2 separate regions of the Homo sapiens genome follow, and region 2 is linked to region 1. Evidence: read pairs that join two places in POLR2A ChIA-PET (ENCODE). Cell type or tissue: MCF 10A. All regions are shown on one strand. Region 1 overlaps LIMK2 (LIM domain kinase 2). Region 2 overlaps OSBP2 (oxysterol binding protein 2).

Region 1 (5,000 bases):
TGTCCCCAGGACAGGCAGAGGGAGGGAATGAATGGGAGCCCTAGTGCCAGGACAGAACAGATGGCAGCTCAGAGCTAGGATGGCTCTCTGGACCTGTCTCTCCTACCAGAGGTCCCCCCGTCTGGTGTGGCTCTTCCTGGACCTGGCATCCTCTGCTTTTTTTTTTTTTCCACCTCCAAGCAGAATTACTGTCCTGTAGGCAGCTCCTCTGCTTGAGGACATCTGGGGCCAGATATGTTCACACTCTATCCTGCCTTGCCCTTCCCTGAGCTCAGGATGGACGCTCAATTGGTCCCAGTTATTGTCTGCAGCGCCTGCCTGCAGCCTCGATCCAGCCCAGCTCCACCCCTTGCCTGCAAGGTCTGTTTCCTAACAGCTGCTCCAACCACACACCTCGGTTCTGCGGGAGCCCCTCCTCTTCCTCCCTCCCTCCCTCATTCAGGGGTGGGACTGAAGAAGAAGGCTAACTTGACAGCAGCGCTTCTTTCTTAGCTAGTCACCGGCCCCTGCTCAAGAATGCCAGTGTGTGTGTAGCCTCCACAGAGAGGTCGTTTTCTCGGAGTCCAGAGGGGCCGCCTGAGCTTCTGAGAACTAGGGAGGAGCCATCCCAGCCATGAGCCCCTGTGGGAATCTGCTGGGGGCCAAGTGGCCTGGAGTCCTCAGGCTCCCGCAGCTGCTCCGGAGGGAGAGGTGAGCTCAGGGCAGCCTGCCTGCAGCCAGAGGTGCCGGGAGCCCCGGGCCTGTCATGGTGGCCATCTACAGCCGGCCTGAGGCAGTCACAGACGGATTTGCAGCTGAGCCTGTCTATCTGGTGTGGGAAGAAGATGGGGAGTTACTTGTCAGTCCCGGCTTACTTCACCTCCAGAGACCTGTTTCGGTGAGTTGGTCTCCGAGTTCCCCTCTCCATCTCTCCTGGCCCCTGGTCCTGAGAGGAGGGTGGTCTCCCTAAATCTCCTTCTCACTTAGTCCTTTACCATCGGTTCTGCCGGGCAGAAGCCAGCGGAGGTTATACCCAAGGAGAATCGGCCTTGTGAGGTACCCCCATTATGTCCTGGAAGTGGTGAGGGGAGGGATATACCCAGAAGGAACTTCTTAGGGAGCTCCAGCTCCCCTTCTATCCCAGACAAACCTGAAGGAGCCTCCAAAAGATGCCACTGACCTGCCCATTGTAGATGTTACTGCTTCCGGGGGGAATAGCCCAAATAGAGTGCTGTTTCCAGCTCTCACATGTCTTACCTGCGGGCCATGCTGCCTGCCCAGGAATTTGTCCCAACAAGCAGGATGGGCAGGTTTTGCCAAACTGTGGAAACTGGCAAGTCCTGGGTGTGGGTAGCCTGGTACACAGTAGGCACCTTATAAACGTTTGTTCTCTTAATGGCAGGCACATTTGCCTCTGGCCTTGAAGGGCTTCTGAGCTCCCAGGTGAATGTAGTTGCTGGGGAAAGACCTGGGCGAGTGCTTCTAAGACTGGAGCAATGGGCTTTAGAGTGTTCCTGAGCTGCTGGGCCAGCCCCCACACCTCCTCAGTCCCTAGGCCTAAGTACCTCCACGAGCCTCTCTCTGTGGGGCTTCTCAGAGGGAGATGTGGAAACTCTACCTCTAACCTGGCTTTCTTTGCTCATTGCCCCACTCCACCTCCCATAGAAACTCCCCAGGGGGTTTCTGGCCCTCTGGGTCCCTTCTGAATGGAGCCATTCCAGGCTAGGGTGGGGTTTGTTTTCATTCTTTGGGAGCAGCCTGTTGTTCCAAAAAGGCTGCCTCCCCCTCACCAGTGGTCCTGGTCGACTTTTCCCTTCTGGCTTCTCTAAGCTAGGTCCAGTGCCCAGATCTTGCTGCCGGGATACTAGTCAGGTGGCCAGGCCCTGGGCAGAAAAGCAGTGCACCATGTGGTTTTGTGGAATGACCGGACCCTGGTAGATTGCTGGGAAGTGTCTGGACAGGGGGAAGGGGGAAGGGAACTGGTCCTCAATGCTGACTCTACCAAGCGCCCTGCTAGACACTTTATCCTTTAATCTCTCAACAGCCTAAAGAGATTATATATCCCCATTTTACAGATGAGGCAACCAGTTTCAACAGAGTTAACATATGGAGCCTCACTGGGCAGCTTTTTCTGTCTTCCTGACTTTCTCTCATCCTTCAGGGGGCTGCAGGTTTGTTTTCTTCTCCTAGTGGAGAGGAAATTCTCAGGTTTGTTTTCCTCTCCTAGCAGAGAGTAAAAAAAGGGATAGTTTGCCTGACTTGTTGAAGGTGTGGCTGAGATTGTTTTCTAAAGAGCCAATGGAAATTGATCTTGAGTTTAGGAGAAAGCTTTTACATGTGGAATTAAGATGCCAAGTGTTGAAGTAGCCACATTTCAGGTCCTCATTAATTTCTCTTAATCCTGGGAAGGCAGCTTAGGAGAAGGGTTGTTCCTTTAGGAGCCAGGAACTATACCCCTTTTACCCTTGGAGAGGCAGGGAAGCCAGGGAGGACACAACTTCTCAGGAAGAGGAGAAGCTAGAGCAGATAGTGAACTCTCAACCTGAACCTTTAAGGGCCAGACCACTAATGCCACCCAAGTCCACCTGCCGTTTGTCTTGTTCTGTCCCAGGCTTTCTGGAGAACCTGATCTTCTTGCCCCTACCCCCAAGCTCCGTTTGCCCAGCTAGAGTCTGGGGGGTACTGACTGACTTTCGTAGACATTCTTCCCTTCCCCAAATAAGAGGCCACATTCCTGAAGTCACTTCTGAAGAGATAGCTGCCACACAGGGCTCTTTCCCCCCAGGGAGGGACCACCCAGACCCTCTGCTCTCCCAGGTATCCGTTACCACATCACTACCTGGTCAGAAAGCTGTTTCTGCCATTAGCCCCTCCCTCTTTTATTATAGGATATCCTCAAGGGCTCCTCTTTGGGCCTCAGTTTCATCCTTGGCAGAAAGTAGAAGCTAGACTTCTTGGGCTCCTGAACAGGGTCCTTGCTGGATTCTGTGAAACAAATTAAGTTCTTGACCCTAGGCCTCTGGGGGAGTACAAAGTCTATGGGAGTTCTGGGGCTGTGGTTGCAAGGAAAGTGACGCAACCAGATTCCATGGGGACATGATCAGGCGTGACATGTGAGGGAGGAAGAGGGAGCAAGGGAATGAAGAATACAACTTCTGTGTCCCATACACCCCTGCCTGACAGGCCATACATACTCAGCAGAGAATGCACTGTCTTTCCTACCACACTAGCGTGAGAAGTGAGCTGCAATTACCACTGTGCTTCCAAGTAAGAAAATACCTCAAATTGGAATTTACAAAAGAGGTAAATTAGGGAGTGGCTTTTGTCGGACATCTTTAAAGCATTTTTCTTTTTATAGAATTTCACTTAATGTCCAATACTGATTTAATGAGCTTGGGTTTACACATTATCTCTTGAAGAAAACAAATGAACCTTTGTGTTCCAAAGCAATCCATGTTTAAAGGGAAAAAATTATGCATAACTCTGCCCAGCTTCACAGTAACCTTTGGCAGGTGCCTTAGGTCCTCTGGGACTCTTTTCCTTATCTGAAAAATGAAGGACTTGGATCAGGTGAATGGTTCCCAGCTCTGCAACTTATGTGGCTCCTCAGAGGCACACAAGCTCTTTTCCATTATTTGCCAAATAATGGAGGCCCTGTCTTTAACTGCAGTACAACTACACAAAATACTTGAAACTACAGTCTTCCTGGTTTTTGGTTGGAACTGAATCAGTGCACTCTAGCAACACTTATTTCTTGCTGTTCGTAGGCTTCATTATGTGTTTGGTTAATTTTTTAAAACAACAATAACATATTCCATAATAATTACAGCTTAATTGGCAGACTGTTTCAGTCTATAGGATCTGCAGGAAGGAGGAGTAATAAAGGGATTTTTGACTGAGCTCTTATGGAACAGAGTCTCTCTAGGCCCCTGTCATATCTGCCCTTCTGGGCCCTGGGGAAAAGTTGGCATCCCCAGTTGTGGTGCTCTCCAGGTGCCCTCAGGCTGTGGTGGAGGGAGCTTCCCATTCTCTCCTTCAGCCCACTCAATTCAGAGGCTAGGGGCTGAAAGAAGCTTCTCTACAACTGGCTGTTCACTGGGAGGTTAAGGGATGACCATCCAGCCAGGCCTTCCTCAGGACATGGGAGGGCTTATGCTTTAACATGTGTAAATCCACTGCAATAATGACTGGTTCTTTTACCCCATAAGGTTGAGAATTTACCTGTAAACATTTTTGTCTGAAGAATTTGGATGTAAGTGAGGGCTGGGCCTCTATCTTATCTCACTTGGCTTCTCTCAGCACAGCACCTTGCCTGCTTGTTCTTACACATCCTAGATGCACAGTAACTATTTCCTAATTATTAGAAATCTATTAGAATCAATTGATTTCAGCTGGGCTTGGTGGCTCCTTCCTGTAATCCCAGCACTTTGGGAGGCCAAGGCTGGAGGATCACCTGAGTCCAGGAGTTTAAGACCAGCCTGGGCAACATAGGGAGACCCTGTCTCTACAAAAAATAAAAAATTAGCCAGGCATGGTGGTGTGCACCTGTAGTCCCAGCTACTCAGGAGGCTGAGGCAGGAGGATCTCTTGAGCCTGGGAGGTCAGACTACAGTGAGCAATGATTGTGCCACTGCACTCCAGCCTGGGTGACAGAGTAAGACTCTGTCTCTTAAAAAAAAAAAAAAAAAGTTGATTTCTATTTGGATAGATAAATAAAGGTCATTTTAGGACCTTTCTTTTTCACTTACAGAAATCTGTTTCATTCTGGGCTGAGAAGCAGGTCCATATTGCTAGGCATAGGAGAAAAAGGGGTCTGTCTGCATTTGCCCTTGGTGGTCTCAAATTGGGGAGGGAAAGAAATGAACACTTACTGGCTACCTTCTGTGAGCCAGGCATCATGCAAGACATCTGTACATAATTTAATTCTCATAACCCCATAAGATATTATTAGCAATGTACAAGTGAGGAAACTGAGGCTCAGAGTCATGAAGTAACTGGCCTTGGGTGACACAGATGGTAAA
Region 2 (5,000 bases), 410 kb before region 1:
ACTGACTTCCACAATGGTTGAACTAGTTTACAGTCCCACCAACAGTGTAAAAGTGTTCCTATTTCTCCACATCCTGTCCAGCACCTGTTGTTTCCTGACTTTTTAATGATTGCCATTCTAACTGGTGTGAGATGGTATCTCATTATGGTTTTGATTTGCATTTCTCTGATGGCCAGTGATGATGAGCATTTTTTCATGTGTCTTTTGGCTGCATAAATGTCTTTTGAGAAGTGTCTGTTCATATCCTTTGCCCACTTTTTGATGGGGTTGTTTTTTTCTTGTAAATTTGTTTGAGTTCATTGTAGATTCTGGATATTAGCCCTTTGTCAGATGAGTAGGTTGCGAAAATTTTCTCCCATTTTGTAGGTTGCCTGTACACTCTGATGGTAGTTTCTTTTGCTGTGCAGAAGCTCTTTAGTTTAATTAGATCCCATTTGTCAATTTTGGCTTTTGTTGCCATTGCTTTTGGTGTTTTAGACATGAAGTTCTTGCCCATGCCTATGTCCTGAATGGTATTGCCTAGGTTTTCTTCTAGGGTTTTTATGGTTTTAGGTCTAACGTTTAAGTCTTTTAAGCCATCTTGAATTAATTTTTGTATAAGGTGTAAGGAAGGGATCCAGTTTCAGCTTTCTTTTTTTTTTTTTTTCAACTTTCTTTTTTAGCATTGGGTGATATACCTAATGCTAGATGACGAGTTAGTGGGTGCAGTGCACCAACATGGCACATGTATACATATGTAACTAACCTGCACAATGTGCACATGTACCCTAAAACTTCAAGTGTAATAAAAAAAAAAAAGAAAGAAACTTAAAGTGCATCTTGTTGCAAACAAACCCTGGTATATAGCAGGCATTCAATAAATGTTTATTAAATAAACCTGTTAAAAAAAAAAAGAAAAAGGAAAAAAAAAAAGAAAGCTGAAACTGGATCCCTTCCTTACACCTTACACCCTCAAGGTTTTTTCTTGTTCATTAGCTCTAGAATAGAGCTGGAAGATTGGCATTTCTAACAAGATCCCAGATGATGCTGGTCCAGTGATTACAATTTGAGAACCACTTCATTAAAGAGATGGGAGGGAGATGGGGTGGGGAGTGGTAAAATCTCAGTTAGCCACTTGAGTTCAGACTTAGCTCTGCCCCTTACCAGATGTGTACATGTAACATAGCCTCTCCAAACCTATGTCTTATCTGTAAGATGGGATTGATAATAAGGCAAGAAGTGAAAGAGTTGATATGGGGAAATAACTCAGAATAGTGTCTGGCACAAAGTAAATGCTTAATAAATCTTACCTATTTGTTCCTTTCTGTATGGTGGGTGGGAGGACTTAATGAGATAATTAATGTAAAGCCCTGGCACATACAAAGTGCTGCATACATGCTAGTTTTAGTGTTTTTTTTTTTAACAGCTTTCTTGAGATATAATTCACACACCACATAATCCATTTAAAGTGTACAACGTGGGCTAGGCGAGGTGACTCATGCCTGTAATCTCAGGACTTTGGGAGGCCCAGGCAGGTGGATCACTTGAGGTCAGGAGTTTAAGACCAGTCTGGCCAACATGATGAAACCCCATCTCTACTAAAAATACAAAAATTAACCAGGTGTGATGGCGGGCACCTGTAACCCCAGCTACTTGGGGGTCTGAGGAATGAGAATCACTTGAACCCGGGAGGCGGAGGCTGCAGTGAGCTGAGATTGCATCACTGTACTCCAGCCTGGGTGACAGAGTGAGACTCTGTCTCACAAAAACAAAAAAACAAAAAATAAATAATAAAAAATAAAGTGTACAATGTCTTTTACTATATTTACAAGGCTAGGCAAACCATCGTTACACTCAATTTTAGAACATTTTTATCCCTCCTGAAATAAATCTTATACCTGTTAGCAGTCAATCCCCATTTCTCCTGACCCCTCAACCCTAAGCAACTGCTGTCTACTTTCTGTCTCTATAGGTTTGCCTACTTTGGACATGTTATACAAATGAAACCACATAATGTACAACCTTTGTGACTGGCTTCTTTCAATTAGCATAATGTTTTCAGAGCTTATGCGTGTTGCTACATGTATCAGTACTTCTCTCCTTTGTACTGTTGAGTAAGATTCCGTGACGTAGATACAGTCATACCTCGGAGATATTGCAGATTCAGTTCCAGATAAAGCAATAAGTGCGTCACATGAATTTTTTGGTTTCCTGATGCATATTAAAGTTATGTTTATATTGTACTCTAGTAAGTGAGCAATAGCATTATGTCTAAAAAACAATGTATATATCTTCACTTAAAAATATTTTATTGTAGACCTGGCATGGTGGCTCACACCTCTCATTGCAGTGGTTTGGGAGGCTGAGGCAGAAGGATCAGGGGCCAAGAGTTTGAGACTAGTCCAGGCAACATAGTGAGAACTTGTCTGTACCAAAAACAACAAAAAAAAATAGCTGAGAGTTGTGGCATGCACCTGTAATCCTGACTACTTGGGATTGAACCACTGCATTCTAGCCTGGGTAATAGGGTGAGACTCTGTCTCAAACAATTTTTTTTTTTTGAGAGAGGGTCCTACTCTGTCACCCAGGCTGGAGTGCAGTGGAGAGGTCACAGCTCACTGGAGCCTTCACCTCCCTGGGCTCAGGTGATCTTCTTACCTCAACCTCCCGAGTAGCTGGGACCACAGGGGTGCACCAACATGCCCAGCTTACTTTTGTATTTTTTGTAGACACAGAGTTTTATCGTGTCACCCAGGCTGGTCTCGAACTCCTGAAGTGGGAGTATCCCTTGAGCTCAGGAGTTTGAGGCTGCAGTGAACTATGAATGCAGCCAACTATGAACAATGCAATGAACCATCGCACTTCAGTCTGGGCGACAGAGCAAGGCCCTGTCTCAAAAACAAAACAAAACAAACCCTCTATTACTAACAACTTAACAATCATTGAGCCTTCAGCCAGTTTTTTTTCTTGGTGGAGGGCCTTGCCTTGATGTTGATGGCTGGTGACTGATCAGCGTGGTGATTGCTGAAGGTTGGGGTGGTTGCAGCAATTTCTGAAAATAAGACAACACTGAAGTTTGCCACATCAGTCAACTCTCCCTTTCACAAACGATTTCTCTGTGCCATGTTTGATAGCATTTTATCCTCAGTAGAACTTCTTTCAAAATTGGAATCAATCCTCTCAAACCCTGCCACTGCTTTTTCAACTAAGTTGATGTAATATTCTGAATCCTTTGTTATCATTTCAACAGTGTTCACAGCATCTTCACCAGGATTAGATTTCATCTCAAGAAACCACTCTGCTCATCCGTAAGAAGCAACTCTTTATTCGTTCAAGTTTTGTCATGAGATTTCAGCAATTCAGTTCGTTCTTTCTTTCTTTCTTTCTTTTTTTGAAGGAGTCTGGCTCTGTCATCCAGCCAGGCTGGAGTGCAGTGACGCAATCTCGGCTCACTGCAACCTCCATCTCCTGGGTTCAAGCGATTCTCCTGCCTCAGCTTCCTGAGCAGCTGGGATTACAGGAGTGTGCCACCACACCTGGCTAATTTTTATTTTTATTTTTAGTAGAGACGAGGTTTCACCACGTTGGCCAGGCTGGTCTCAAACTCCTTACCTCAAGTGATCCACCCACCTCAGCCTCCCAAAGTGCTGGGATTACAGGTGTGAGCCACCGCACCCGGCCTGCAATTCAGTTATATCTTGAGGCTCCACTTCTAATTCTGATTCTCTTGCTATTTCTACTACATTTGCAGTTACTTCCTCCACTGAAGTCTTGAACCCCTCAAAGTCATCCTGGAGGGTTGGAATCAACTTCTTCCAAACTTCTGTTAATGTTGATATTTTGACCTCCTCCCATGAATCACCAATGTTCTTAATGGTGTCTAAGAGAGTGAATCATTTCCAGAGACCCCATTGGTGGCAAATTCGTAGACGCCCTGAAGCCAGGCTCCCACATTGTCCAGTATTTTGCAAGCTTCATTTGCCAAACTGGCAGTGCTCCCAGGGACCCTGCTGGAAGCCACAGTACGTTTTCAGGAATCTTTCCCCCCTCCCCCTTGAGCAATAGGTCCTGACAGTGGGCTTAAAATATTCCATAAGCCACACTATAAACAGGTGTGCTGTCATTCAGGCTTCATTGTTCCATTTATAGAGCATAGGCCGAATAAATTTAGAATAATTCAGCCAGGAACTGTAGCTCATGCCTGTAATCCCAGCACTGTGGGAGGCCAAGGAGGGCAGATCACTTGAGCTCAGGAGTTTAAGACCAGCCTGGGCAACATAGTGAAACCCCATCTCTACCAAAATAAAAAATAAAAATCAGCCCAGCATGGTGGTGTGTGCCTGTAGTCCCAGCTACTTGGAAGGCTGAGGTGGGAGGATCAGTTGAGCCCAGGAGTTGGAGGTTGCAGTGAGCCAGGATCGTGCCACTGCACTCCAGCCTGGGTAATAGAGTGAGACCCTGTCTCAAACAATTTTTTTTTTTTTTTTTTGAGACAAGATCTTACTCTGTCACCCAGGCCGGAGTGCAGTGGAGGGATCACAGCTCACTGGAGACTTCACCTTCCTGGGCTCAGGTGATCTTCCTACCTCAACCTCCCGAGTAGCTGGGACCACAGGTGTACACCAACATGCCCAGCTTACTTTTGTATTTTTTGTAGACACAGAGTTTTACTGTGTCACCCAGGCTGGTCTCGAACTCCTGTGCTCAAGCAATCTGCTCGCTTTGGCCTCCCAAAGTGGTAGGATTACAAGCATGAGCCACCGCGCCTGGCCAAATTTAGCATAATTCTTAAGGGCCCTAGGGTCTTTGGAATGGTAAATGAATATTAGCTTCAACTTAAAGTCACCAGCCGCATTGTCCCCTAAGAAGAGCCAACCTGTCCTTTGAAGTCAGGCGTTGACTTCTCCTCTGTAGCTATGAAAGCCCTAGATGACATCTTCTTCCAACAGAAGACTGTTTCATCTACATTGAAACCCTGTTGTGTAATGTAGCCACCTTCATCTATTATCTTAGCTAGATCT

The links. Peaks named below come from ENCODE experiments on the same cell type or tissue, not always from the same donor. Only the 100,000 strongest peaks of a DNase experiment are listed, where the experiment ranks them.
Region 2: POLR2A ChIA-PET joins it to region 1 with 5 read pairs; 2 of 35 experiments call an interaction of 5 or more read pairs at or near these places.

The regions. Positions count from the first base shown.
Region 1 is chr22:31,247,893-31,252,892 of GRCh38, forward strand. The region is part of intron 2 of LIMK2 (LIM domain kinase 2); the gene reads left to right. Among named protein-coding and RNA genes, the nearest start is that of LIMK2, 38 kb to the left of the region's middle. RefSeq lists enhancers at 1-491, 492-1,381. In MCF 10A, no CTCF peak of the experiment used is centred here; a DNase peak (open chromatin) is centred at 429.
Region 2 is chr22:30,839,424-30,844,423 of GRCh38, forward strand. All of the region lies in intron 2 of OSBP2 (oxysterol binding protein 2), which reads left to right. Among named protein-coding and RNA genes, the nearest start is that of MORC2-AS1, 80 kb to the right of the region's middle. In MCF 10A, no CTCF peak of the experiment used is centred here; DNase peaks (open chromatin) are centred at 1,468, 2,088 and 3,978.